2 separate regions of the Homo sapiens genome follow, and region 2 is linked to region 1. A link is a loop called in an ENCODE intact Hi-C map of the cell type or tissue named here. Cell type or tissue: Caco-2. All regions are shown on one strand. Each heading gives the region's core, and the rest is flanking DNA. Links, peaks and the distances in the headings are about the cores only.

The links. Peaks named below come from ENCODE experiments on the same cell type or tissue, not always from the same donor. Only the 100,000 strongest peaks of a DNase experiment are listed, where the experiment ranks them.
Region 2: it touches region 1 in a loop (10-fold over the local background); 20 of 110 quality-filtered maps call a loop at or near these places.

Annotation. Positions count from the first base shown.
Region 1 is chr3:106,605,891-106,614,236 of GRCh38, forward strand. All of the region lies in intron 2 of LOC101929485 (a long non-coding RNA gene), which reads right to left. Among named protein-coding and RNA genes, the nearest start is that of LINC00882, 630 kb to the right of the region's middle. In Caco-2, for the core only: a CTCF peak has its summit at 4,012 (motif pointing left); a DNase peak (open chromatin) is centred at 4,021.
Region 2 is chr3:107,059,611-107,067,956 of GRCh38, forward strand. No RefSeq gene overlaps it. Among named protein-coding and RNA genes, the nearest start is that of LINC00882, 180 kb to the right of the region's middle. In Caco-2, for the core only: a CTCF peak has its summit at 5,054 (motif pointing left); a DNase peak (open chromatin) is centred at 5,021.

The DNA of each region.
Region 1 (8,346 bases), core at 280-8,279:
GTAAGCATTCATTGAATCTTTGTTGATGATGTGAATGAATGAATAAATGAATGAATGAGGAAGAGGAGTGTGGTATGAAATTGCAGAGTGAGATCTCTGCAATTTCAATTGTTAAATATCAATTTTCATGAATCCTGTGTCAGAGACTAAAAATTCCGCACACAATAAAGATGATCTTAATACAAAACAATTCAAATTCATCTGAACAATGAAAGTAAATAGTTTTGGTTTTTTTTTTTTGACTATATGTTGCAAGGAAGTCAGTCAGGTTGCGAGGAAGTCAGTCAGGATTTAAAGTGTCTTCCTTGCAACAGAAATTGATTTCAATGCTGATGGTTCTGTGATGTAGTGGAATTAAAAATATTTAACCACTAGTAGGAAATATTTTGGAGGATACAATTTTCAACAAGTGGCCACATGTAACAAAAGACCATGTGAGGATATCCCCTGGGGAAATAACTACCTATAGGAGGACACCAAACCTCAGGGTGCCAACAGGACGTTAATCATTTGCCTGTTTCCCTTTTCAGAGTTGAGGTCTGCTCTAGACAGAGGAATTACTTCTAGTGATGGTGGTCATTTCACAGGAGTCATGTATGGTAGGTTCTTTGGCTAGCTCATTGACCAGAGGGTACCAGAACAGCTCACTAAAAGTATTCACTTAAGTTACTGTAGGGCTAGGCCAGTGGAGGCAGGGCTATTTGAAGGGTTTGGTCAATGTTTATTTACCAACCAGAATAAAAGAATTTCAATATTTTGAACAACCAATATAAATGATATCATTATGTATCAGCTTAATATGAGTCATATGATCTGTTTGGGTGATTATATACATTTGACAAGTATTGAGTTAAACATGGTTTTTTACTATGGAAATTTTCAGAGCTCTAAATTTAGCAGTGTGCGTTCTGACTCTTTAAGAAAAATAGGCGGTACCTAGTTTTTTTTTCGACTTACTTGGACGTGGAACCCTTTTTCTATAGATTACATCTTGGGATTGTTTTTGTTTAAAACTGTGTTAATAAATTCTGTACAGAGTCTATGAAATATTCAAAGTAATTAGTGTTGTAACAACCCTAAAATTGCAGTAACTTACAGTGACTTAAGGCAAACATTTACTTCCACCTCTCATTACAGTCCAAGATGGGGTTGGGTTGCTCTTCTGGATAGCAGTCTTTCAAATAGTTGTTCAGGGATGTGGACCTTTCTGTCAATTTTTTTTCCACTGGAGCAACCTTCACCAAAGGTGGAGTCATGTCCTTAATGTGCCTTAAACATCTCTCATAATAAACAGAATAATTTAAAGTCAAATTGACCCCCATTCCTAGTTATTCCCCCCCCAAAAAAAAAATCCTCTTTGTAAAGAATTTTGCATTTAAGCAAAACGGTGAAGAAGTCTTTAAAGGGAGAGGAAAGTTCTTTAAACTATACAATGTAAACTTTAAAACATATGTGTGTGCATATATATATATATATATGTAATAGCTATACTAGCTATACACAGATACAAAACATATACGGTTAAAATAAAGTTATTGTTTTAGGAGAGAGAATTTTAAGGAAGAAGTCAGCTTCTAATAGGAAGAAGAGGACATATATATATGTCCTATTCTGCTTTTTATTATGACATATTAAGCTCAAGATATTTTACAAACACAAATAGCTCAAAATTTATTTGTTATAAAGAAAATAAATTACAAATAGGCTCTTGTCATAAACATTTATATATGTGTGTGTGTGTGTATATATATATATATAGAGAGAGAGAGAGAGAGAGAGAGATATGTCTTTGGCATAAAAATGTAACGAATATGCAGAGACTTGCAAAACAGTTATGAGGATTTTCATTTTATACAAGAATAAACACTTTCTGTAAAAGAAATGTAAAACCTTATAAATTGAAAACATAATCATCTTACTACCTCCATATCTACTTTGATCTTTGCACCCTAAATAACATTCTTTCCAAGGTTTCAATGACATGTATGTGCATGTACATTTTAAAACCTAAACCTACTTAAAAGAAGTGTTCTACAAACAAAACCATTATATATTTCAGATTTAATTTCCTATGCATTTTAATAATGTTGTACTCTATATCAAGCTACCCTTCAGAGAATAACTTGTTTGCAGTGAAAAAGAAAGGCAAATTTTCCTGCTAATAAAATCATGTAGTGTAAATTGCTCCACCCTCCTTCCAAACTGTGAGAGCCTCTGGGTAGTTAAACTACTCTAAAGATCATTTTTGGTAAACAACTATTATCTCCTCAAGCTGACACCAAAGGACTCTTGAAGTCAGCAAACAATCTAGTCATCTGGATGGGAAGCTGAAACCAGTTAGCAAAAGAAATAAGTCTTCAGGTCAACAGAAGCTCACTGGGATTAGAAGAAACTAATTTATTTGAAAGCAAGAAGGTGACACCTGAGTCAGGAGGAGATTAAACCTAGACTTGGAACTGAGTTGGTTATTATACGGGACAAATACTCTTCCTAATGTGACCCTATGTAACAAACTTTAGCATCACGTACCTCCAAGGCACACAATGTATTGTATGCAACAAGACTGTCGTGTTGTACATGACTTACTTTTACCTGTGACACATGAGAGAAAGAGGTGGGAGTCAGACTTTTAGGGCTGCGATGGGCCTAGTTTTTCAGAGAGTCACATGAAGCAGGAAGAAACTGACTTTGGCCACTATTAGGCTATTCTTTCCTAGTTATCTTGAGAACATGCAATGGCCTCCTTCTCAAGCGTGTCTCCATGCAGATAGTAATGACTGTCATAGTTGAGTAAGAGGAGATTCTGAAAGGGACATACGCTTCCCTCCCTAAATTCTTTAGCTATATGCTTTGAGGAAATATGGAATAGATTTTTTAAAACCACCAATAGGCTGGGCATGGTGGCTCACACCTGTAACCTCAACACTTGGGGAGTCCAAGGCAGGTGGATCACTTGAGGTCAGGAGTTCGAGATCAGCCTGGCCAACAAGGCAAAACACAGTCTACTAAAAATACAAAAAAAAAAAAAAAAAAATTTGCCGGGTGTGGTGGTGTGTGCCTGTAATTCCAGCCACTTGGGAGGCTGAGGCAAGAGAATCGACTGAACCCGGGAGGCAGAGATTGCAGTGAGCCCAGATCATGCTACTGCACTCCAGCCTGGATAAGAGTGAGACTCCATCTCAAAAACAAAAATAAAAACAAACAAACAAAAAACTCACCAATAATGGAAACAATAATTATGGACCAAGCATATTGTACAAGAGCCTCTGGTTATTATTGCTCTGAGTATCTTGGTCACACATAACTGATTCGTTGTCAATGCTTTTAATGGATAGCTTCTTTTACTTGAATGCTTCATATCAAATATTGGTATCTCTTTAAATTTTTTTTTTTGGTTGCTTTTACCTTTGCTTGTTATTCTTCCATCCTGCCTCAAAGCAACTGGAACATGGATTATACAGATAAGCAGGGTTTTTGCTCGACTATTTTAAATTCGATTTATGAAGGTAGCTTATATTCTCATTGTCCTTGTTTTGTTTAATCCTGTTTGTCTCCCCTCATTACGTCCAAATGAACATACTCTATTTAAATCAGTGCTTGTGAATCAGAATGTCTTTTCAATAGTTAGAAACCGATGTTGTCACCGGTTTCGGCAAAAATAAGCATGAAAAGGAAAAGAGTGTGTTCAAATGTAGGGTTTGAATGAGCTATCTGCTGTTTTACAAACTTCATTTCTGGCATTAGTTTTAACAAGTTATGAAATTTGAACCCACTACAACTTCTGGATGAGGACTGATAACCAGGACAGGACAAAGACGAGTCACTTCTCCTCTTTCTTCTGGTGGGTTCTGCAGAGAATATTTTTAACCTCTCTCTGAAAATATGAACTTTTGAATAGTTATTTTCCACTCCATTCCTGCCCATTGAAAGTTGACAAGTTGCTGGTAACACACTGAATTTTTTAAAGCCCAAGAACTGAGAGGAGTTGAGCAAATCACCAGTGCCCCCTAGTGTCTGGAATAAACAGCCTCTTGGAAATCACAGTCAGCTGCAGTAGCCTTGCTCATGCAGCTGCTGGAGTCTTTTGTTAGAAGAAATGTGGTTTGTTTTCATTATGTCTTGGTATCCAAAGAGTTTCAGCTTTTCTCATAAATTCTTTGGAAACAGAAATGCTGCATTTTTCAGTTCAGGCGATATTTATTCCATAGTTATCTCTAAAAGTACAATGAAATGCAATTATATTCTTGAAGGGAGTGAGAATAGAAATATTATTTTTTAAAAAATAGAAACAATTTCAGCAAGTTCATTTCTATATTTAAAGTGTAATGCCACAAAGTTGATATAGATCTACTCTTTATATCTGGGCATGTGTGTGTGTATATATGTGTGTGTGTTTTAAATTTGCCTCTAAGTAGATGTGAATGTGACCTGTTTTTACCAATAGGATAATTAATTCAATCTCTAAAAATCTACAGAAGAGGAGACAAGTTATCCTTCTTGTCCTGGAGGGAAAATAAATAAGACATTTTCAAGGGATTCCACAGGCAAAACCATCTGTTGAAAATCACTCTGAATATAGAAGGTGGTAATTCTTGATCTCAAGGGATATAGCTAAAGGATGGAGATGGACTCTTTTTAAAGGTGATACCTCTTCCTAGAGGTTCCTAGAGACCTGAAGCATGGTATGTTGCTGCTTCCTACCAGTCATACATAGGCACCCACCCTCTCCAGCACCCACCCAGGGACTGCGTCTCAAGGGGCTCTGCAGATTCTGTGACAGCCAATCACACCTGGACTGCTGCAGAGGAAGCAATAGTCCTTGAGGTGTTGTGTTCCAAGGACAGCAATAAGAATGAATAAATGTCAGGAGGAGGATGACTCATAAACTCATATGAAAACATTTAAATTTGTTTAGTTTGGCCAGAGAGAAGATAATAATCGTGAGCAAATATATGAAGCATAGAGAAGTTGTTTTAAATGGTGTAAATAAAGGTTGAAGGGGAAATTGAACTGACAAATGTAGAGTGATTTTCTGAAAATATTTTCTAACCTGAAGTTTAGGCAATTATGAAAGTGTTAACAAGGAGGATGAGAAGTGTAAATTCCAGGATCTAAATTCCAAGTCAGATGGCAGCAAGAATCGTTGTGTTCAAAGGTGCTTTGTAAATGCTTGAGGATGCAACATGACTGTCTAGAATGGACAGAGTTTTAACAGCTGAATTAAATAAATAGTCCTCATTTACATTTTTAATATAAACCATTCTGTCTGCACTGGAGTTTCTATCTGCTATTTGTTTCATTTTCCATCACCCTTTTCTCTTTACATGTTTTACCTCATTGGAATACCCTGTCCTTGTCCAAATGATTCATTCTACATGTTCATTTTTTCCACAGAAATTTTTCTTCCTGCTCTATGTCTGTGGTCCTCTATGCCAGTATTTTCAGTGTCCTTAGAGAATAGTATAGATAGCTTATAGGTTATGACAGCAGCATAAGCAGCGAACTGCTTAGCTTTGAATAGTTCTGTAAAGTCAGGTACATCACTCAACTTTGCTGTGTTTCAGGGACTAAAATGAGAAAAATCATTGAAAAGTTGTGAGAATTAAATGACTTAACACAGCCACTTAGAACAATGTGTTGCATATAAGAAGTACCATTAAAATGTAAACTATTTTTTACTTAATTATTTTTACTACAATAACACATTTTACATTGTGATTGTGTGTGTATATATAAAATTAAGCAAAAATGTCCTTGTGTAATTACCTTATAGTGTGTAATGCATCCTATACTGTTCTTATATATTTCCTAAAAAACCTGTGAGCATGACCCACTAAAAATTGTTATGTGTTGTTATTGTTTCTTGACCCAAAGTTTGATAAACAAGTCTTAGGATATAAGTCTTAGGCTAAAAAGGTTTCTGGGATATAATAGGGAAATAAGGTACCCAGATATCATACTGGGCATGTCTAACAAATCTCAAGGCTCTGGAATTTCTTTTTAACATTTTACATTAACTGTGTAGCACTAAGTCTTATTGTGGGCACAGAATTTTTTTTTTATTTTACTGTTGATAGTAACAATAACAGCAACAATAAAACTGTCATCTTGCCAGAGTTTCCACATCCTAAGATAAGCAAATGACAGAAGGTTCTACTACCCTGCAAAAGGTTATTTTAGAAGAAGTAAGCATGTGGCTCCAGAACATTAGTAGTGCCAAGCAGATTTAGTTAACTTAAGAGCACTTAGTGGTTGCTCAAGAGGTAGGTTGTCATTTCTTTCCCTTCTTTCCTCCAAAACAATAAGACAACTGAAATGAAGATCCCTATGACTCTGTGTGTATGTATGATACTAGAGTTATAATATTCAGTAAAGATAAACATTGCTTAATAAAACATATATTTTTTAAATATACATTTATATGTGTATAAACAATAAAAATTTATTTCTTACTCTATGGCTGAATCTCAAGAGGGTTACTCAGAGGTTAAATTCAACTAGTAACTAAACTGTCTTTTCTTTCCCATTAATTTCTCTTATTCTTTCCAAATTAATTTAAAAAAATTCAACAATAATATTCTAAAAGAATGGGGGTGTAGAATGGGGGTGTGCCTGCAATCAAACAAGGAAGACTCAATGTGATAGTAACACTAATAAACAAAAATTGGTCCTGATAAATGTGGCCATTGGTACCCTGCAGAAGCTTTCCCCAGCTTATGGGATTTCCTGGAGTTCAGGGAGGAGACTGCTCTTAGGGAAGCCACTTTCTGAAAAGCCTGAGTTTACAGTCTGCCAACCCTAGACAAAGTCCCTGCTCTCAAAGATTCGCCACGAGGTCCACAAAACTCTGGACAAGAAGGGAACAAGATGAATAAGGGACAATTCATGTAGGAACAAGTTAACTACAAAACATGCTCCTCAAAAGCTATCATTATTTTCACTGTCCCCTGCCCTCCAGACACAAATATAATTTCATTCCATAGATGCAACTCTCTGCTGACTGTGTATACCTCAATGACTATCATTTTCCAATCAGAATAGAGCATTTTCCTGTCCTTTCCTAGAAATGTATCTCCTTTGTTTGGTGTTGCAGACTCCAATAAGATGTGATTTTCAGATATGATCCCATTGGCCCTTAAAGATCTGTCTGATATACTAATTATTACCATGTTATTCAAATATTCTCTTGCCAGTGACTGTCACTGATATATCTTGCTTTATAACTGAAAAAATGGCTTTCATCTTCTAAGAAGATAATCTAATAAAACCCTAAAAAACAGCTAACCTGCAAGAATTGATATGTTGATGTCATGATATGTTCAAATTCTAAATCTAAGCATGAGATTGGGGTTTAAATAAAAATTTGTGAGTTTACCCAGGCCAAACAGGTATTGGTAAATTAATTTTGTATTTTGAAATTTTGGACAGCATGTTTATTGGTCAGAGTAACTTGTTCCTTGACAAATAACAATTGCCAGATATCAATGGCTTAACACACCAAAACTTGATTTCTTCGTCATACAATGTGGTCAACGTGGGTTTTTCAGAGATCTCTGCTCATCATAGTTGTTTGGGAATCAACTATCTATCTCAATACACATTCACATGATTACCAGAGCCACAGGAAAGAGACCATATCAAATTGCTTAACAAAAGGACACCTAGAAGCATATGTCACTTCCACTCATATTTATTAACCGAAGAAAGTCAAAGTGTCACACCTCACTTCAGGAGGATGAGACAGTGCAAAAACTGTCTGGAAGGAAAATGGGAAATATTTAGTAAATAACCCAAAAGGAAAAAACTATCTGCCTGGAAGGAAAATGGGAAATATTTAGTAAATAACCCAAAAAACTACCATTTTTCTCACTTTTCATATTTACTTGGTGACCAAGTATATTAGTCCACTCTCACATTGCTATAAAGAACTACCTGAGACTGGGTAATTTATAAAGAAAAGAGGTTAATTTGGCTCAGAGATCTGCAAACTGTACAGGAAGCATGGCTGGGGAGGCCTCAGGAAACTTACAACCATGGTGGAAGGCAGAAAGGGAAGCAAGTACATCTTCACATGGCCAGCAGGAGAGTGAAGACGGAAGTGCTACACACTTTTAAACTGCTAGATCTCACTCACTATCACAAAAAAAGCAAGGCGGAAATCTGCTCCCATGATCCAATCACCTCCCCACAGGTCCCTCTCCCAACATTGGGGATTACAATTCAACATAAGACTTGGGTGGAGACACATGGCCAAACCCTATCACCAAGAGTTGTTCATTGAAATCTCATTTCAGTTTCTAGTTTCCATTCATTAGTTGACTTAGTTTATGATCTCATTTCCTTTTT
Region 2 (8,346 bases), core at 112-8,111, 450 kb after region 1:
CCATTGCACTCCAGCCTTGTATGCTCTTGCACTCAAACAAGAAATCTTCATTACTGGATGAAAATCAAATTCCTTTGAGAATAAATTATCTCACCAAGAAGACCATTGGTCTCTCTAGAAAGAAACTTCTAGCAGGCATACCAGCATATCTGTTATGCTTATTTGTCTAAGTCTCTTTGACTCAAGCTAGACCCCAACCACTCAAATAACTGACAAAAGTCTTAGAAATTGTCGCCCAGGTACGAAGAAGCTGAGCACCTGGTTAGGCTTTTGGAAAAAGAATTTTGATGCAACTGGGTTCTTATGGTGACTGTCCCTTCACAGATTTTTTTAATGCAAGTGTCACCAAACCCATTATAAAGACAACCAGTGACCATAATGACATGTTTATGCAGTGTTGCCAACCACTGACTCTTGAATAACCAGATGGGCTCTGTACTGAGGTTCTCCTCTTCTTCCTCCTTTTTATCCTTCTTTTTTTGCCTGTAACTCCAGGGTAGAATTTAGGTGGTAGCTTACATATCATTTCTTCTTTCATTCATTTACTCAGAAAATATTTAAGGAGGGCCTCTTAAGTGCCAAGCTTTGGTTCTAGGTTGCTTGCAAAACATCAGTAAAAAAGACAAAAAGGTCATTGAGCTGATATTCTAAAGGGGGTGGATGAAGGAAAATAGACAATACAAAAATCATTTGCTATGGTTAAAATAATCCAGAGTGATTGGATAAAGAACACCTAGGGGAGTAGCATAGTTCTTTCTGTAGTCTTAGCAGAATCTAACTTCAAAATCAGAACTATTATGCCTCCAGACTTAGCCAATTATTTGCATCATCCTACCCTTTGCAATTTTAGGTGACTGATCTATGTGGGGAATTGTAATATCATTAATAGTTATTCATTTTAAACTCTAAACTCACCACTGCCATGAGACCAATTTAACAGCATGGTATACGTAACGGTACAGTGGGTGAGAAGGGGTACAGGCTTCAAAGTCAAGTACAGGAGGGCTCCAGTCCCTCATCTGCATCTTGCTATCTTGGTGCCCTTGGGCAAGTCACTTGATTTCATGAAACCTCATTTTACTTATCTGCAAGATCACGGTAGGAACACTTAACTCGAAGTTTTGTTATACAGAGCAAAATGATAATAAAATTAAATCACATATGTTTACTTGTTTTGATTGAAGAATCTAAACTCATTAAACTATAAACATGGAATTATTTTCCCATCTTCCCAAATAATACCTATCAAATGTCTCCTTTCACCTTCTTTTTACCTAGGTACAAGCTCCTTATAGATCTCTCACCTCATTCTTATGACATTTCTTCAGTTTGGGTTAAGATTTTCTTATATTTATTTAAACACCTCCCTCTTCCACAAAAGCAGGACACACTACTGACTAGAAGTGTTTGAGGGTAGGGAGGAAGGGGTGTGTTCTCCAGAGAAAGCACTCTCCATCGAAGCTTCAGCAGCAGTGAGAGGAGGCAGGGAGAGAAATAGTTACTGGAGCAACCACGATGGTGGGTGACAGGCCCACCATTCTCTTTCTTTAGGTTGTTGCTATTTTCTCTGTTGAACATTGACTACTTGGCAATTTCACCTTTGAGAGAGTTATCCAAGCATTGGCTCTTTGTACGTTCTTGGAGGGCCTTTTTGGCCTCTCCCACTGCATGTCCCTTGGCTAGGAGACCAGGTTATAGCTAAGGCTATTCCTTCTTGCCTTAACACCAGCTGGAGCAGAAAGGTATCTACAGTACTGCCTAAATCACAGCCACAATTAGTGGTGTTTTTCCAACTCATAGGAAATTCCCATGTTCTTACTAAATATAGGGTTTAAAGCTGAGCCCCTGACATTCCACTCACACCTCTGACATCTCTCTCCTGCCCTTTTATCCAAGCTCAGAATTACCAGATAGTAGGTTAGCTCATGGTTCAGCAGCTTTCAGAAAGGAGAAGGTCATGAGCTGTAGACCTTTTGGAAAGGAAATAATTCAGGCATTCACTACCAACACCCACTCAGAATTCATACATTGAAATCCTAACCACTAATGTGATGGTATTAGGAAGCAGAGCCTTTGGGAAGTGATTGGTCATGAGAGTGCAGCCTCCATGAATGAAACAAGTGCCCTTACAAAAGAGACCAGGGAGAGCTCTCTCACCCTCCTTCCATCATGTGCACATACAAAGAAGTCAGCAGTCTAGACCCCGGAAGAGGGCCTCCACCAGATACTGATCATGTTGCCACCCTGATCTCAAACTTCCAGCCTCTAGAACTGTGAAAAATAAATAAGCCACCTAGTCTATGGTATTTTGTTATAGCAACTCAAACTGACTCAGAGATCTACTTAATACACCAATGTCAAAATCTATTTCTGAGGCTTAAGACACATCTCACCACTCCTAACATTAATGTCAAAATCCTTATACCAGGGCCTGTCAGTCACCACAGAATCTGATCCAGACCACAACTCCAGCTCTGTCCCATGCCATTCCCACCCCTTGCTGCCTGTATTCCTGCCCCACTATCTTCTTTAAGATCATCAAACTGCCAGGCTACTCTTCATCTCAGTATAAAAATAGACAAAGAGTCTTCAAGACAGAATTCTGAGGAACACCAATATTTTACTGTAGATTAAAAGAAGGAGAAGACAGTAAAGAAAACAGAAGTATCCAGTGAAGTAGAAAAAAAAAAACAGAAAATATGTTATGGCAGAAGCAAAATAACGAATGCATTTCTAAGTAAAATAAGTGGTTTACCTAATTAAATGCTGCTAAATGAAGCCCAAGAATTTGACCAGCTAGAAGAGACTGGAGACCTTGAAATAAATGTTCTGGTAGAGAGATGAGGTCAGAAGGTAGATTGAAGTACCATAAAGATGAGTGGGAGGGAAAGAATGAGATAATCTTATTTGATAGCAGGAGTAATATTTATTAGCACTTAAATTATTTTAATTTAAAGTGGCTTTAACTCTTTGCCAAGCACTATGCTAAGCACTTTGCAAGCATTTTCTCATTAAGTCCTCACTTAACACTATTTGGCAAGGAAACTAAAATTTAGAGGGACTAAATAAATTGCACAACCACACAGCTAAAAAGCTGTGGGAGACTGAATAATGGCCCCCAAATATATCCAGGTCCTAATCCCTGGAACTCGTAGTGTTACTTTATATTAAAAAAAAAAAAAAGGCTTTACCGATGTGATTAAGGATCTTGAAATGGAAACATTAACTTGGGTTATCAAGGTGGGCCCTAAATATGCTCAAAAGTGTCCCAAGAGGGAGGCAGAAGGAGATTTGACACAAAAGAGAGAAGACAATGTCATGGCCTCAGCAGAGAGGGAGATTTGAAGATGCTACAGTGCTGGCTTTGAAGGATGGGGTGGGGAGCAAAAGAATGCAAGGAATGCAATTCTAAAAGTTGGAAAAGGCGAGGAAACAGATACACTTAGAGCCTTCATAGGGAGGACAGCTCTGAAATTAAGATATCTTAACTTCAGCCCAGGAAATGGGTTTCAGAATTCTGACCTCCAGAACTAAAAAATAATAAATGCCTGTTGCTTTAAGCCACCAAATTTGGATTATTTGTTACAGAAACCACTGGAAACTAATATAGAAGTGATCATAATTCGATCTCCAATATAGTTCTACAACAAATCTAAGGGTCACACATATGGAAGGAAAACACAGAAAGGGCAGGAGGAAAAAGAAAGAGATAGAGAAGAATACAGAACAGAGAATTGAAGGGAAGAGGAAGAGAGGGGAGGGGAAAAAGTGTGAGGAGTTGCGAACAGGAGCAGAGAGAATAAGACCCCAAACATTGTTAAAGTCCATGGCAACTTCATCTTAAGGACTATTATCCCCACCTGAGTCAGAATGAGTTGGCATTGGCCCATAGCTACAAGTTATCTCCAGGGGGTAAAATTCCAGTGCAGAATAACCTATAAATACTGTGGCATCGCAGCTAGAGAGAAAACAGATTGATGTAGTCCTAGTTTGGAGGTCAATTGGCTCAGTAACTGTTAGAAGCAGCCAACAGTTAAAGACACAAATATTACACGGTTGGAGATAAAGTTCCAAAAAGAACAAATTGATTCATTTTGTACCACGAACTCAACTCAAAGTAAAGCCCTACTTCGCTTTTTAAGATATATTTTGTAAGGTTTTCATTTTTTGTTTTATGTTATTATCCTGTTATGACTTATTAATGGCTATCATTTGCTATAGTGAAATCGTATTGAGACTTTTCACTCAAATGCTCTAAATAATTAATCTATTTTCAAGAACGCTTTATAAATGCATTGTTATTTAATTATCTTATTTAATTTCATGTTTAAATAATGCTCTGGTATATATGAATCAATGGCCACATCTTAAAAGACATACCTGTATCCAATATTCAATAAAAGAAAAGGAAATTTAGCAGGAAAATGAATGATTTGTGTGTCTAACACCACCATTTAAACAACCTGAAACTCACGGCAACATTTGTCCCTTAGGTTCAAGGATGTATCCGAGGGTAGTCATGAAAATTCAATTCTTAACGCTGACTTGCTGTGCTCTCACAGGATTCTTTTCCTAGTTAGAGTTACAACATTTTTCCTTAGGAAATGAGACAATGCATTTTGAAGTTCTCTAAGGTTAGGAAGAGATTAGGGAAGAAACATTTGCAGTCCATATATAGATTCTAAATACCCATAGAATGATGATTTTCCTAATTTTCTAACAAATATTTCTTATATTATGGAGCTAAAAGCTACATTTTTAAGGGAGAATTGAGAATAAGGAGAAATGGTAAGGTACATTTGTGGGAAGAAACGCATTTAATTCAGTCTCTCCCTTTCAAAAACAGAAAGGGAAACAGCAATCAACACAACATATGGAGTATCTGTTTTTCGATAAAAATGCCAGGTAAAGAGGTCTTATTTAAATCCACACAGACAGTATTATCCTCCCCTTCTGAAGATTGTTTTTCCCCAGGCACAAAAGGTCAGGCATATTGTTGAGTCTGTTACCCAAAGACCCGAGTAACAGTGACATCTAGTGGTGCACGGTGATATAGGACGTAGAAACGCAAACGCTTGCTGAGAGCCCAGAGCAAAAAACCCTAGAAGGAAGCTGCTAAATTTAAAGTTTCCTGATTTCTGTGGCAACAAAATTGTATTCTAATGTAATCAGTTACTCCTGTCTCACAGGGAATGATATTGTTCTGGGTCAACATTTGGGACATGGAAAAGTCACTTCGTATTCACTGCTGGGGAAATGAGGAAACCTATAGTCAAATCCCACCACTTTGGTTTTGGAATTGGAAATGTAACAATATTGCTGGGATTTTTTTTTAAAGAGCATCATCAATCTGACCACAAAAGGTTATGCTCCTCAGACAGGAGAAAGGCAACTGAATACGCTTGTAAATGCCAATCCTAAAAATCTATCCAAAGATATTAAATTTCTCATTTTTAAATTTTATTTCTCTACAGACTATTTTCTCGTGTCTAAAAAAGAGGCCATCTCAGGCCGCTCTGTAGCAGCTCAAACTCTGGCACTCAGCCCATTGCCTTAGACCTACTGGCTACACCGTTCTGCCCTTCTCTGCTGCAGGTGCCAGCCACAGCATCCTTTTGTCTGGTTGCCAAATCAGTAATCTCTCTTGGCATCTGCCTTTTCTACCCCCTTCCCCCATTCTCCCCCTCCATCAAGAAATCTAATTCCAAGTTGGCAGGCAGAAGGTCAGAAATCTTTGAAAGCCTCAGCTTCCACCGCCCACTCTCGAGTCTCGCCTCTGTGCATTCTGCCAAATGCCAACTTGCTTTTCTCCCTCCTCCATAACATCCTGTATCTCTGGAACGCTGAGGTTGTCACCTGAATCTTGCCCTCACATCTGCTTCCTTCCCCTCCCTCGGCAGCAGGGCCCTCTTTCATTAGTAACATCCTGCCGCGTCTCCCCAAGGCTCAGCACATCTTGTCATCCGTCCCTGGCATACACAGTCTCTTCCTAGTTATCAACTTTGGGACTCGCCTCCATCAGAGGTATCTGGAGACCAGAGCTGGCCCAGAGCAACTGGGGAAGGCAAGCTGACGGCCCCCTGAAATCCACATAATTGCATCTTTGAAAAGTGGGCCACATGACAGCAAAGAACTGAAAACTAGTGTGACAGAGAAGACAAAAGACAAAAATCACACCCAACTCCAATAGATGACAGTTTTGTTTCTTTGTTTACATTTTGAAGTGACATGTTCAGGGAGACTTTAGAATAGTCTTTTAGGGAAAAAAAATTAATATCTTGCATGATTTGTTCACTATGAAAGAATTTTTTAAAACACATGCACTAGGAATTTTATATCATTTTTTAGTTTTAAAAAGATGACCATGTCAGTGTTTCATTTTGAAGCTACGAATTGCATATAAATTATATCAACAAAAATAGGATTCTCATCTCAATTGTTTCTAACCTCTTGTAACCACTGTGCCATCCTTATTGCTTCTCTCTAAAAATAGCAAAGTCGGAGCTAACTTAAAAAGAAGTAATAAGAAAAAGACAGCAGTAGAAAAGCTGAAAAGAAATTAAAGGCAAGTATTACCTCTCATAAATATCCACTAAGCAGAAGCTGAACAAATTAACTTCAAAACCATTGAAACTAGGGAAATACCCTCTTGCAGCAAGTCAGAAGATGAAAAAAATCACTAGTAAGAAAACGTGAAGTTAGATAAAGTCTTTTTTTTTTTTGAGATGGAGTCTCACTCTTGTCACCCAGGCTGGAGTGCAAAGGCGTGATCTCAGCTCACTGCAACCTCCGCCTCCTAGGTTCAAGTGATTCTCTTGCCTTAGCCTCCCAAGTAGCTGGGTTAACAGGCGTCCGCCACCACGCCTGGCTAATTTTTGTATTTTTGTAGAGACAGGGTTGCACCATGTTGGCCAGAATGGTCTTGAACTCCTGACCTCAGATGATCCACCCGCCTCGGCCTCCCAAAGTGCTGGGATTACAGGCGTGAGCCACCGTGCCCGGCCATAGATAAAAGTCTTTAAAATGCACTTTAGAGATATTATTACTGCCGTGTTGCTCTGTTTCACATGTAGCATAGTGTTAAGACTCTTCACAAAATTGTTTAAACTGGGTTATTATATGAAAATCATTTAGAGCCACCTAATTCTTTAACTTATGATGAAACAGAAGTCCAAAGATTAAGTTTTGTTTTGTTTTGTTTTTTTTGCAATAGCAAAGCAGAAACCAGAACCTAACTTTCCAATTCCCAATCCTGTATTATATGCACACCTATGTAGCATTTTTAAATATTAAAAAATATGATTGCATTGAATAGATGATTTCTGCCTTACTCAATTTTCCATTTCTAAAATAAACATGATTGCAATCATGAAATCCTAACTATTCACCACTAAATCAATGAAATCCTATGATTTGGCACAGGATTGGAACAAAAGATAAAATAAGCCCTTTAGAAAAAGCCCTTAAAATGTCGAAATCGCATCATATCAGACAACACTCTTTCCCAGAGTGTATAAAAGGAAAAACAAAAGAATATAGACTCAGACTAAGCTGAAGAACCAAATCTGGAAAGAGTGACATTGATTTCAAGGATCAGACTTCATATATTGAGGGTCCATGTGGGTGGAAGTGTTGGGCAAGCACACTGTGTTTGGAACTACCTTTAAACTCACCATGTTTTATTTGTGTTACTAAGACATTCAGGTTGTGTATTAGTCTGTTCTCACAGACTATACAGAACCACCTGAGACTGGGTAATTTGTAAAGAAAGGAGGTTTAATTGATTCACAGTTCCACAGACTGTACAGGAGGCATGGCTGGGGAGGCCTCAGGAAACTTACAATCATGGCAGAAGGGCAAACGGGAAGCAAGCACCTCTTCACATAACAGCAGGAGAGACAGCGCACGAAGACTGGGGGGTGCTACACACTTTTCAAACAACCAGCTCTTGTGAGAACTCTATCACAAGACAGCACTAGGGTGATGGTGCTAAACCATTAGAAACCACCCCCGTGATCCAATCACCTCCCACCAGGCCCCACCTCCAACACTCGAGATCACAATTCAACATGAGATTTGAGTGGGAACACAGAGCCAAAGCATATCAGTTTGGGATGACAGAAAGCCAGTATGTCAGCCAAAAACTAATGCTAAAGAGAAAAGTGCAAGGAATGAACAGCCTTCTGCTAGTTGAAAGAACAATGAAAGGTTTTGCCGTCTTCTATAACTTGAGTGATAGATTGATGGTGAGTGCTTGCCTATGGCAACAGCTCTCAAACACATTTTACATTATTCTTTTGAAAGTGGTATATCGAAATAATTTCCTAACCCCGAAACAAAGAATTC